2 separate regions of the Homo sapiens genome follow, and region 2 is linked to region 1. The links are chromatin contacts, found by Hi-C in ENCODE. All regions are on one chromosome and are shown on one strand. Each heading gives the region's core, a stretch centred on a gene start or an enhancer-like site at or near the end of the contact. The rest is flanking DNA. Distances are from core to core; before and after follow the strand shown.

What was found. Hi-C counts contacts between places; a loop is a spot of excess contacts on that map. Pooled maps may share reads with other maps.
Region 2: a loop to region 1 is called in a pooled map, with 17 times the contacts of the local background. The contact joins the promoter of PLCXD1 here to the promoter of SLC25A6 in region 1. A Hi-C loop is called at or near these places in 3 of 37 single-sample maps with no recorded cell type and 11 of 50 pooled maps.

What each region holds. Positions count from the first base shown.
Region 1 is chrX:1,390,082-1,395,735 of GRCh38, reverse strand. It overlaps SLC25A6 (solute carrier family 25 member 6), which reads left to right and starts at 3,623. Exons shown (of 4, transcript NM_001636.4): 1 at 3,623-3,837. The coding sequence starts at 3,727. LOC124900597 (serine/arginine repetitive matrix protein 1-like) reads right to left here and starts at 3,728. Exons shown (of 5, transcript XM_011546186.2): 1 at 3,505-3,728; 2 at 2,973-3,394; 3 at 188-606. The coding sequence starts at 3,728. RefSeq lists enhancers at 3,123-3,725, 3,169-3,763, 3,764-4,359.
Region 2 is chrX:277,438-282,630 of GRCh38, reverse strand. It overlaps PLCXD1 (phosphatidylinositol specific phospholipase C X domain containing 1), which reads right to left and starts at 1,250. Exons shown (of 7, transcript NM_018390.4): 1 at 947-1,250.

The DNA.
Region 1 (5,654 bases), core at 2,374-4,873:
ATCCATCCATTATCCATCCACCCACCCATTACCCATCCAATTATCCATCCATTCCAGAAGCATTTGCCGATCGAGCACATCCATCCATCCACCCACCCATTCATTATCCATCCATCCATCATCCATCCATCCATCCATCTATCCATTATCCATCTATCCATTATCCATCCATCCGTTATCCACTCACCCATCCATCCATCCATCCCAGAAGCATTTGCCAAGCACATCCTGGGAGCCAGGCCCAAGCAGGCGGGCATCCTCCTGGCTCTGAGAGGAGCTTGAGCAGAGCCCACAGACAGCACCACCCTGCTGGCGGGTCACCAAGCCACCAAGCCAGTGCAGGCTGAAGGCTGAGCACACAGAGCACCGGTCTCAGTGTCTGGACATGGTTAGCCGTCCCCACCCGCATGGAAGGAAACTTCTTCTCTCCCCTAAGACAGGCTTTGCAGACTTGGAAAGGGAACGCCGTGTTGCAGGGCTCAGGCCTGGAGCCCCGGCCAGAGCAGATGCGAGCCAGCCTCATCTGGAAATAGCAGCTCTGGTCCCGGCCTCGCTGAGGCACTGAAAACCAGCACCAGGGCCCCGTCCAGCCCGGCCTCGCTGAGGCTGGGAAACAAACACAGGTCTGTAAGGCGCAGCTCCCCAGCAAACTCCCCACCCCTGCCCAGCACCCACAGCGCTCCTGGCCTCTGTCCTCTATTCCAGGACCCCTGTAGCGAGCCTGGCTTGGTCCTGGGTCCTCAGGGGACACTGTCCACCCCCGCTGCCCTGGCAGAGCCTCAGGAATGTGCTTGGTCTCCACAGCCCTCCCCACAGCAATGTCCCAAGGTTAGACCTACCCATGCCTCAGTGACTTCTGAGACACCCGTCCCGCCGCCCAGCAGCCACTCCAGCCTCCAGAGCTGGCCCCAACCTCCAGCCCCAGGCTGAGCCGCCCTCCCCAGAGGTCAGGAAAAGCCTCAGGCAGGGCTCACAGCTGCACCCAGGAGTCACCCAGGGTGACCCCGCTCTCTGGGGCGGGTCACTCCTGCCCACCCACAGCCGGGGACTGTCATTTTCTCAGTACACAAAGGAGAGAAAGGAAAAACAAGAGCGAGAAAGACACAGGGAGAGAAAAGGAAGAGAGAAGGAAAGAAAAAAGAAAGACACAGGGAAAGAAGAGGAAAGAAAAGAAGGGAGGAAGGAGGGAGAGTGGGAGGAGAGGGAAAGAAAGGGAGAGACAGGGAAAGGCAGGAAAGGGAGAGATGGGGAAAGGCAGGAAAGAGAGAGGCAGGGAAAGGCAGGAAAGAAAGGGAGAGACAGGGAAAGGCAGGAAACGCAAGGAAGCAATGGGAAGGGAAAGAAGTGAAAAGGAAGGCGGGGAGGGAGGGACGGGAGAAAGGGAGGAAAAGAGCAAAGGAGACAGGGAGACAGGAAAGAAAAAGGGGAGGGAGGCAAACGGGGAACGGGAGAAAAAGAAAGGAAGGGAGAGGGAATGATGGAGAAAAACAGGAGGGAGGGAGGAGAGAAGAAAAAGGAAAAGGAGGGAGGAGAGAGGAAAGAGGCAGGGAGGTAGGATAGAAAAAGACGGAGGAGAGAAGAAAAAAGAAAAGGAGGCGGGACGCAGTGGCGCACGACTGTAATCCAGCACTTTGGGAGGCCGAGGTGGGCGGATCACCTGAGGTCAGGAGTTCAAGACCAGCCTGGCCAACATGGTGAAACGCCATCTGTCCTTAAAAAAAAAAATAGCCGGGTGGGGTGGCTGGCACCTGTAATCCCAGCTACTTGGGAAGTTGAGGCACAAGAATCTCTAGAACCTGAGAGGCAGAGGTTGCAGTGAGCTGAGATCACGCCACTGCACTCCAGCCTCGGTGACAGAACAAGTCTCCATCTCAAAAAAAAAAAAGGAAAACAGGGAGAAAGGGAGAAACAGAGAGGAAGGAAAGAACAAGACAGGAAAGAATAAAAGGAAGAAGAAAAAGAGAGGCAAAGGGAGAGAGGAAAAATGAAAAAAAAATTAAAAAATGGAAAAGAGACAGCTAGGCGTGGTGGCTCACACACCTGTCATCCCAGCACTTTGGGAAGCCGAAGTGGGCGGATCCCCTGAAGTCCGGAGTTCGAGACCAGCCTGACCAACATGGCGAAACCCCGTCTCTACTAAAAATATAAAATTAGCTGGGCGCGGTGGCGCATGCCTGTCATTCCAGCTACTTGGGAGGCTGAGGCAGGAGAATCGCTTGAACCCGGGAGGCGGAGCTTGCACTCCAGCTTGGGCAACAAGAGCGAAACTCTGTCTCAAAAGAAAAAAAAAACGGAAAAGAGAGAGGGGAGAAAGGGACGAGAGGAAGGGAGACAGGAAATAAAGAGGAAAAGGAAAAGAGAGGGAAGGAGGGAAAGGCAGAAAAGGGAGGAAGGGAAGGAAAGAGGAAAAGGGAAGGAGAGACGGAAAGAGGGAGAAAAAAGAGGGAGGGAGCAAAGAAAAAACAGAGGAAGGGCGGAGGGAGAAAAGCAGAAAAAGGAAGGAAAAAAATGAAAAAGAGGGAAGAAACGTAGCAAGAAAGGAAGGAGAAAGGGAGAGAGAAATGAAAGAAAAAGGGAGGGAGGGAAACGAAGGCAGAGACGGAAAGACGGAGAAAAAGGAGGGAGGCGGGAAAGCAGCAAAAAGCAAAGGCAAGCAGGGAAGGAAGAGACGGGGAGAAAAGGGCGGGCGGGAGAGAGCCGGGAAGGGAGAGGAGGCGGGAGGAGGGAGGAGGGAGGCGGGAGGGAGGGAGGAGGGAGGCGGGAGGGAGGGAGGGAGGGAGGGAGGAAGGGCGGAGTGGGAGGTCGCGAAGGAGGACCCCGGCCGCAGCCCCCGCCGGGCAGACACGGGCACAGACACGGGGAAATAGGGGAGCCCGGGCGGGTGGGCGCGGCCCACGGAACCCCCAGCCCCGGCGCGGAGGGCACCGCGGGGTCAAAGAACGGAGGCCCAGAGAGATCCCCCCCCCACCAACCTAGGCCGGGCGCGGAGGGCGGCGCGGAGTCACGGATCGGCAGCGGGACTGAGCCGCGCCCACGTGGAAGCCGCCGCAGGCTTCGCGCGGGGCCCCCCGGGTGCACGCGGGCAGGGGCCGGGGTCTCCCGACGCACGACCCCGGAGAGTGTTGAAAGGGTCGGAGCTGCCCGGAGGTCAAGGGTCAAGGGTCGGGGGTCGGGGCACCACATGTCGCACATCCCGGCGGGGTCGCCGCGGCCTCCGGGAGAAAGCGGACGACGCACTCGGAGCGAACTGGGCATCAGGGTGGGCTTCTGACTCCGCAGCTGCCCTCCCGCCCGCTCGGGTACTGGCAGCGGCCTGACCTTCACAAGGTCAAGGCTGCCGCGGAACCCCCAGCGGCCCCTACGGCGCATGGGCGGGGCCTGGCTCCCGGCATACCTAGGGGTGCGGGGCGGGACGTCTCCGGGGAGCGCAGCCAATGGGCGCGGTTCGCTGGAGTGCGGGGCGGGACGCAGCGGGATTCCCGGCAGCCCTCAGAGGCGAGGCACGCAGGCTGGTGTGGGGCGGGGCCTGGCGGCGCAGCCAATGAGCGCGGCGCGAGGAGGCGCGGGGGCGGAGAGTGGGCGTGGCGTCGGCGTCTTAGCGGCTGCGCGGTGGCTGCTCCGTCCTTTCGGTCCAGGCGGCGGCAGGGCTGAGCCAGCGACGCCCTCCATTCACTCTCCGCGCCCGTTCTCCGGCTGTCCTCCCGTTCCGCTGCCCGCCCTGCCACCATGACGGAACAGGCCATCTCCTTCGCCAAAGACTTCTTGGCCGGAGGCATCGCCGCCGCCATCTCCAAGACGGCCGTGGCTCCGATCGAGCGGGTCAAGCTGCTGCTGCAGGTGGGGACGCGGGCGCGGCCGCTCCGGGGACTAGGGGACGGGAACCGAGTGGCCGGGTCGGGCGGGGACGTGGGCAGCAGAGCCTTGCAGGCGGGCGCCGGAAGTGGAAGGCCGCGATCGCTTTGTCCACGCGCCGCCGGCTTCCGGGGGCCGCGTCACGTGACCGCTGCTGCAGGGCGTGGCGACGTCCACGCGTGCGCACTGGGCCCGGCGGGCGGGGGGAAATGCGGCACGGATTGGAGGGCGCATGCGCGCTGAGCAGGGCCCATGGACGGACCCTGCGGCTGGCGGGCCTTGACCTTGAGCTCAATCCTGCGGGTCCCCCGGCTGGGACCAACCCTTCCGGTGGATGCCTGGCAGGTGTCTGCTCTTGCTCCCTCCACCGTGAAGGGTAATTCTAAGGCCAATAGGGCAACGAGCCTGCCCGCAGGTGTCCTGGAATAACCAGGATATGGTTATTGGTGGTTCTTACCCCCTTCTTAGCTCATTTGTGCAATTCTGATCCAGAGCAATGCATTTTTTGTCTTTTGGGAGAGGCTTATAGAAAGTAGCATGATGCCTAGGAACATTGCCGCCAGGACGTCCTTGCTAACGTTGTACTCCGAGTGACAGCTCGGTGATGGGAATGAATAGGCTTGGCTGCAAGGACAGGTCACGCCCGCGATCCCAGCGCTTTTGAGAGGCCCGGGGAGTATTGCTTGAGGCCAGGAGTTTGAGAGCAGCCGGGGCCACACAGCAAGACCTCACCTCAAAAAAAATTATTTTAACTTAACGAAGCAGGACGTCCCAGTGCATTGAGAGGCCCGGAGAGGATCGCGTGAGCTCAGGAGTTTGAGACCAGCCTGGGCAACAGAGCAAGACCGCATCTCTAAGATAATTTTTTAAACCTAGTACAGGGTGGCGTGTCCCGGGAGTTTGAGACCAGCCAGGACAACATAGCAAGACCCCATCTCTAAGAAAATTTTTAAAACTTAGCAGGCGGGGTGTCCCCGCACTTTGAGAGGCCCAGGGAGGATCGCCTGAGCTCAGGAGTTTGAGACCAGCCAGGGCAACATAGCAAGACCCCGTCTCTAAGAAAAAGTTTTAAACTTAGCAGGGCGGGGTGTCCCAGCACTCGGAGAGGCCCAGGGAGGATCGTTTGAGCCCAGGAGTTTGAGACCAGCCAGGGCAACGTAGCAAGACCCCGTCTCTAAGAAAATTTTTTAAACTTAGCAGGGCGGGGTGTCCCAGCACTTGGAGAGGCCCAGGGAGGATCGTTTGAGACCAGCCAGAGTAACATAGCAAGACCCCACATCTTAAAAAAACCTTTTTTTTTTTTTTTGAGATGGAGTCTCTCCCTGTCGCCCAGGCTGGAGTGCAGTGGCACGATCTCGGCTCACTGTAGCCTCCGCCTCCTGGGTTCACGCCATTCTGCCTCAGCCTCCCTAGCAGGCACCTGCCACCACACCTTGCTAATGTTCTGTATTTTTAGTAGAGACAGGGTTTCACCGTGTTAGGATGCTCTTGATCTCCTGACGTCGTGATCCACCCACCTCAGCCTCCCAAAGTGCTGAGATTACAGGCATGAGCCACTGTGCCCGGCTTAAAAAATTTTTTTAAACTTAGCAGGGCGGGATGTCCCAGCGCTTCAAGAGGCCCAGGGAGGATCACCTGAGCTCAGGAGTTTGAGAGCAGCTTGGTCATCGTAGCAAGACTCCATCTCTAAAAGTAATTTTTCAACTTAGTGGAGCTTGATGGTTGTGCATCTGTAGACCCGGGTACTCGGGAGACTGAGGCGGGAGGATGGCTTAATCCAGGAGTTGGAGGCTGCAGTGAGG
Region 2 (5,193 bases), core at 1-2,500, 1.1 Mb after region 1:
CAGGTTCAAGCAATTCTCCTGCCTCAGCCTCCAGAGTAGCTGGGATTACAGGCGCCCGCCACCACACCTGCTTAATTTTTGTATTTTTGGTAGAGACGGGGTTTCACTATCTTGGTCAGGCTAGTCTTGAACTCCTGACCTCAGGTGATCTGCCTGCCTCGGCCTCCCAAAGTGCTGGGATTACTGGCGTGAGCCACGGTGCCCAGCTGTATGTACGGTTTTTTTTTTGTTTTGTTTTGTTTTTTTTAAAGACAGGGTTTCACTCTTGTTACCCAGGCTGGAGTGCAATGATGCAATCTCGGCTCACTGCAACCTCCGCCTCCCAGGTTCAAGCAATTCTCCTGCCTCAGCCTCCAGAGTAGCTGGGATTACAGGCGTCCGCCACCACGCCCGGCAATGTATGTAAGATTTTTAATCATTTAGATTAAAACTGATTAGATTAAAATCATTAGATCTAATTGATTTAATCAAATCAATTAGAATTGTTGATCTTGAGCCCAGAAATCAGCCTGTTGACAGTTTCACATCTGAGGAATGTTTCCTGGTGGACCTGAGGCCTCCTCTTAGAAATGAGACCTGGAGGGGCCGGGCACGGTGGCTCACGCCTGTCATCCCATCACTTTGGGAGGCTGAGGTGGGTGGATCACCTGAGGTCAGGGGTTCGAGACCAGCCTGGCCAACATGGTGAAACCCCATTTCTACTAAAAGTACAAAAAGTAGCCGGCCGTGGTGGCGCACGCCTGTAATCCCAGCTACTCAGGAGGCTGAGGCTTGAACCCGGGAGGCGGGGGCTGTAGTGAGCCACAATCACACCATTGCACTCCAGCCTGGGTGACAAAGTGAGACTCTGTCTCAAGAAAAAAGAAATGGGACAGAGAGGAAGGGAAGAAGCCCCGGCCTCCTGGAGAAGAGACAAACTTCAGCTGCCTGCAAACTGCAAACCCACCTTGAGTCCCACACGCAGGGGGAGTTCGGAATTCGAATTGTTGGTCTCGAGCCCAGAATGAAAGGCCTGGTCTCCCTGGGCCGCAAGAAAGGACGAGATCCTCTCGGTCTGCAGCTCCTGGCGGCTGCCCGCGTTGGCTTCACAAGGTTCTGTAATAATCCTGCTGCCTTCTCTTCCACACTGAGGCCAGGCTTCCCAGGTGGCTGCAGATTTTGTTCTTATTTACATCTTCCCAAAAGCCTTCCTCCCAGACCCTAAGCCAACACCAGCTACATGAACTCAGATCTTCCCTGCTGCCCGGAAGGAGGGAGGGAGGGAGGGAGGGAGGGAGGGTCCCGGGAGCCTGCTGGGCCCAGGAGGAGGAGCCCATTCTTTATCAGCCCGGGGGATGTCAGCTCAGCCTCTTTCTCCAAGAGAAGCAACCACACCTGTACCGCGGCTCCGGGTCCCCAGGAGGGAGCTGGCCCCTTCTCTGCAGCCAGCTGGAAAAGGCCCAGGACGGCTTCCCCTCCCCCTGCACGCCCCCCGCTCCGCCTGCACGGCCCCCCCTCCCCCTGCACGGCCCCCCTCCGCCTGCACGGCCCCCCCTCCCCCTGCACGGCCTCCCCTCCCCCTGCACGGCCTCCCTTCCCCCTGCACGGCCCCCCTCCCCCTGCACGGCCTCCCCTCCCCCTGCACGGCCTCCCCTCCCCCTGCACGGCCTCCCCTCCCCCTGCACGGCCCCCCTTCCCCCTGCACGGCCTCCCCTCCCCCTGCACGGCCTCCGCTGCCCCCTGCACGTACCCCCCTCCGCCTGCACGGCCTCCCTTCCCCCTGCACGGCCTCCCTTCCCCCTGCACGGCCTCCCCTCCCCCTGCACGGCCTCCCCTCCCCCTGCACGGCCTCCCCTCCCCCTGCACGGCCTCCCCTCCCCCTGCACGTCTTCCCCTCCGCCTGCACGGCCTCCCTTCCCCCTGCACGGCCTCCCTTCCCCCTGCACGGCCCCCCTTCCCCCTGCACGGCCTCCCCTCCCCCTGCACGGCCTCCCTTCCCCCTGCACGGCCTCCGCTGCCCCCTGCACGTACCCCCCTCCGCCTGCACGGCCTCCCTTCCCCCTGCACGGCCTCCCTTCCCCCTGCACGGCCCCCCTTCCCCCTGCACGGCCTCCCCTCCCCCTGCACGGCCTCCGCTGCCCCCTGCACGTACCCCCCTCCGCCTGCACGGCCTCCCTTCCCCCTGCACGGCCTCCCCTCCTCCTGCACGGCCTCCCCTCCCCCTGCACGTCTTCCCCTCTGCCTGCACGGCCTCCCTTCCCCCTGCACGGCCTCCCTTCCCCCTGCACGGCCCCCCTTCCCCCTGCACGGCCTCCCCTCCCCCTGCACGGCCTCCCTTCCCCCTGCACGGCCTCCCCTCCTCCTGCACGGCCTCCCCTCTGCCTGCAGGGCTGTGCAGTGATCTGCCTGGAGCATCCCAGCAGGGCCGCTGTGAGCCTCCGGATGCCCAGGGTCCCGGGGCCGCGGGGTGGAGGGGAGGTTAAAATGCAGGTCTGGGCGGGGCCCGCTGGCTCACGCCTGTAATTCGAGCACTTCAACACTTTGGGAGGCCGAGGCGGGCGGATCACCTGAGGTCAGGAGTTCGAAACCGGCCTGGCCAACATGGCAAAACCCCATCACTGGTAAAAATACAAAAATCATTTAGCCGTGCTGGCGCGCGCCTGTAGTCCCAGCTACTGGGAGGCTGAGGCAGGAGAATCGCTTGAACCCGGGAGGCGGAGGTTGCAGTGAGCCGAGATCGCGCCATTGCACTCCAGCCTGGGAGACAGAGTGAGACTCCCGTTCAAAAACAAAAAACCTTCGTCTCCACATCCTCTTATCTTAATGCAGATATTCCTTTCTACTAATAACTCTTTTTTTCTTCTTTTTTTTTTTTTCAGAGACAGGGTCTCGCTCTGTTGCGCAGACTGGTGTGCAGTGTCATGATCTCAGCTTACTGCAGCCTCCGCCTCCTGGATTCAAGCTATTCGCCTGCCTCAGCCTCCAGCACAGCTGGGATTACAAGCACTTGCCACCATTCCCAGCTAATTTTTTGTATTTTTGGTAGCAACGGGGGTCTCACCATGTTGGCCAGGCTGGTCTCGAACTCCTGACTTCAGGTGATCCGCCCGCCTTGGCTTCCCAAAGTGCTGGGATGACAGGCGTGAGCCACCGTGCCCGGCCTAATAATAACTCTTTCAACCAATTGCCAGTCAGAAAATTTTAAAATCTACCTTATGACCTGGAAGCCCGCCTCACCACCAGTGGAGCAGTCCCACCTTCACCGATTGAACCTGTCAGGCCTCTGAGCCGAAGCTCAGCCATTATCACCCCTGTGACTTGCACATATACGTCCAGGTGGCCTGCAGGAGCCAAGAAGTCTGGAGCAGCCAAGGAAAAACCACAGAGAAGTAAAACAGCCAGTTCCTGCCTTAACTGGTTAACTAAAATTACAACATTTTACTATCGTGAGTTCTCCCTGCCCTACCTTAGCCGATCAATCGACTTTGTGCCGTTCGTCCTCTGGACAATGAGTCTTATGATCTGTGCACCACGCACCTTGCAATCCCTCCTCTGCTGACAATAGATAACCACCTTTTGCTGTAATTTTCCATTACCTACCCAACTCCTATTGAGCCACCCCTCCCCCATCTCCCTTCGCTGACTCTCTCTTCGGACTCAGCCCACTTGCACCCAAGTGAATGAACCGCTTTATCGCTCACACAAAGCCTGTTCGGGGGTCTCTTCGCACCGACGCGCTTGACAGAACCAAGGTTCGTCTTACACGTATGGATTCATGTCTGACGTTTCCTTAAAATGCATAATACCAAGATGTCCTCCGACCACCTAGGGCACAGGTCGTCAGGACCTCCTGAGGCTCGGTCACAGGCGCGTCCTCAACCTTAGCAAAACACACTTTTTTTTTTTTTTTTTTGAGACGGAGTCTTGCTCTGTCTCCCAGGCTGGAGTGCAGTGGTGCAATCTCGGCTCACTGCAACCTCCGCTTCCCAGGTTCAAGCAATTCTCCTATCTCAGCCTCCCAAGTAGCTGGGACTACAGGCGCCCACCACCACACCCAGGTAATTTCTGTATTTTTAGTAGAGACAGGGTTTCACCTTGTTGGTCAGGCTGGTCTTGAACTCCTGACGTCAGGTGATCTGCCCGCCTTGGCCTCCCAAAGTGCTGGGATGACAGGCGTGAGCCACCGTGCCCGGCCAGCAAAACACACTTTCTAAATGTCCTGAGACCTGTCTCAGATACTTTTTGGTTCAGAAGACTCGAGGAAATCAGTGTCTCCTAGGACAGGCTGGACCCAAAGCTGTACACTCACATCCTCTGTGTCATGACGGATTCCATCCATTCCGGCTACTGTCATACTCCCTCCCTCCCATCACAGTCCCTTCCCCCGTCACAGTCCCTCCCCTCCCGTCACCTTCATCATATCCCAGGTCCCCTGACCACTGAGGGGTGTCCCCTCCTGTCCCCACGTCCCCCGACCCCTCCCCTCACATCCCAAGTCCCCTGACCACTGAGGGGTGTCCACTCCTGTCCCCACACCTGTCCCCATGTCCTCCTGAGCCCTCCCTCACATCCCAGGTCCCCTGACCACTGAGGGGTGTCCGCTCCTATCCCCACACCTGTCCCCACATTCCCCCTGACCCCTCCCCTCACATCCCAGGTCCCCTGACCACTGAGGGGTGTCCCCTCCTATCCCCACACCTGTCCCCACGTTCCCCCTGACCCCTCCCCTCACATCCCAGGTCCCCTGACCACTGAGGGGTGTCCACTCCTGTCCCCACACCTGTCCCCATGTCCTCCTGAGCCCTCCCCTCACATCCCAGGTCCCCTGACCACTGAGGGGTGTCCACTCCTGTCCCCACGTGCCCTGACCCCTCCCCTCACATCCCAGGTCCCCTGACCACTGAGGGGTGTCCACTCCTGTCCCCACGTGCCCTGACCCCTCCCCTCACATCCCAGGTCCCCTGACCACTGAGGGGTGTCCACTCCTGTCCCCACACCTGTCCCCATGTCCTCCTGAGCCCTCCCCTCACATCCCAGGTCCCCTGACCACTGAGGGGTGTCCACTCCTGTCCCCACGTGCCCTGACCCCTCCCCTCACATCCCAGGTCCCCTGACCACTGAGGGGTGTCCACTCCTGTCCCCACACCTGTCCCCATGTCCTCCTGAGCCCTCCCCTCACATCCCAGGTCCCCTGACCACTGAGGGGTGTCCACT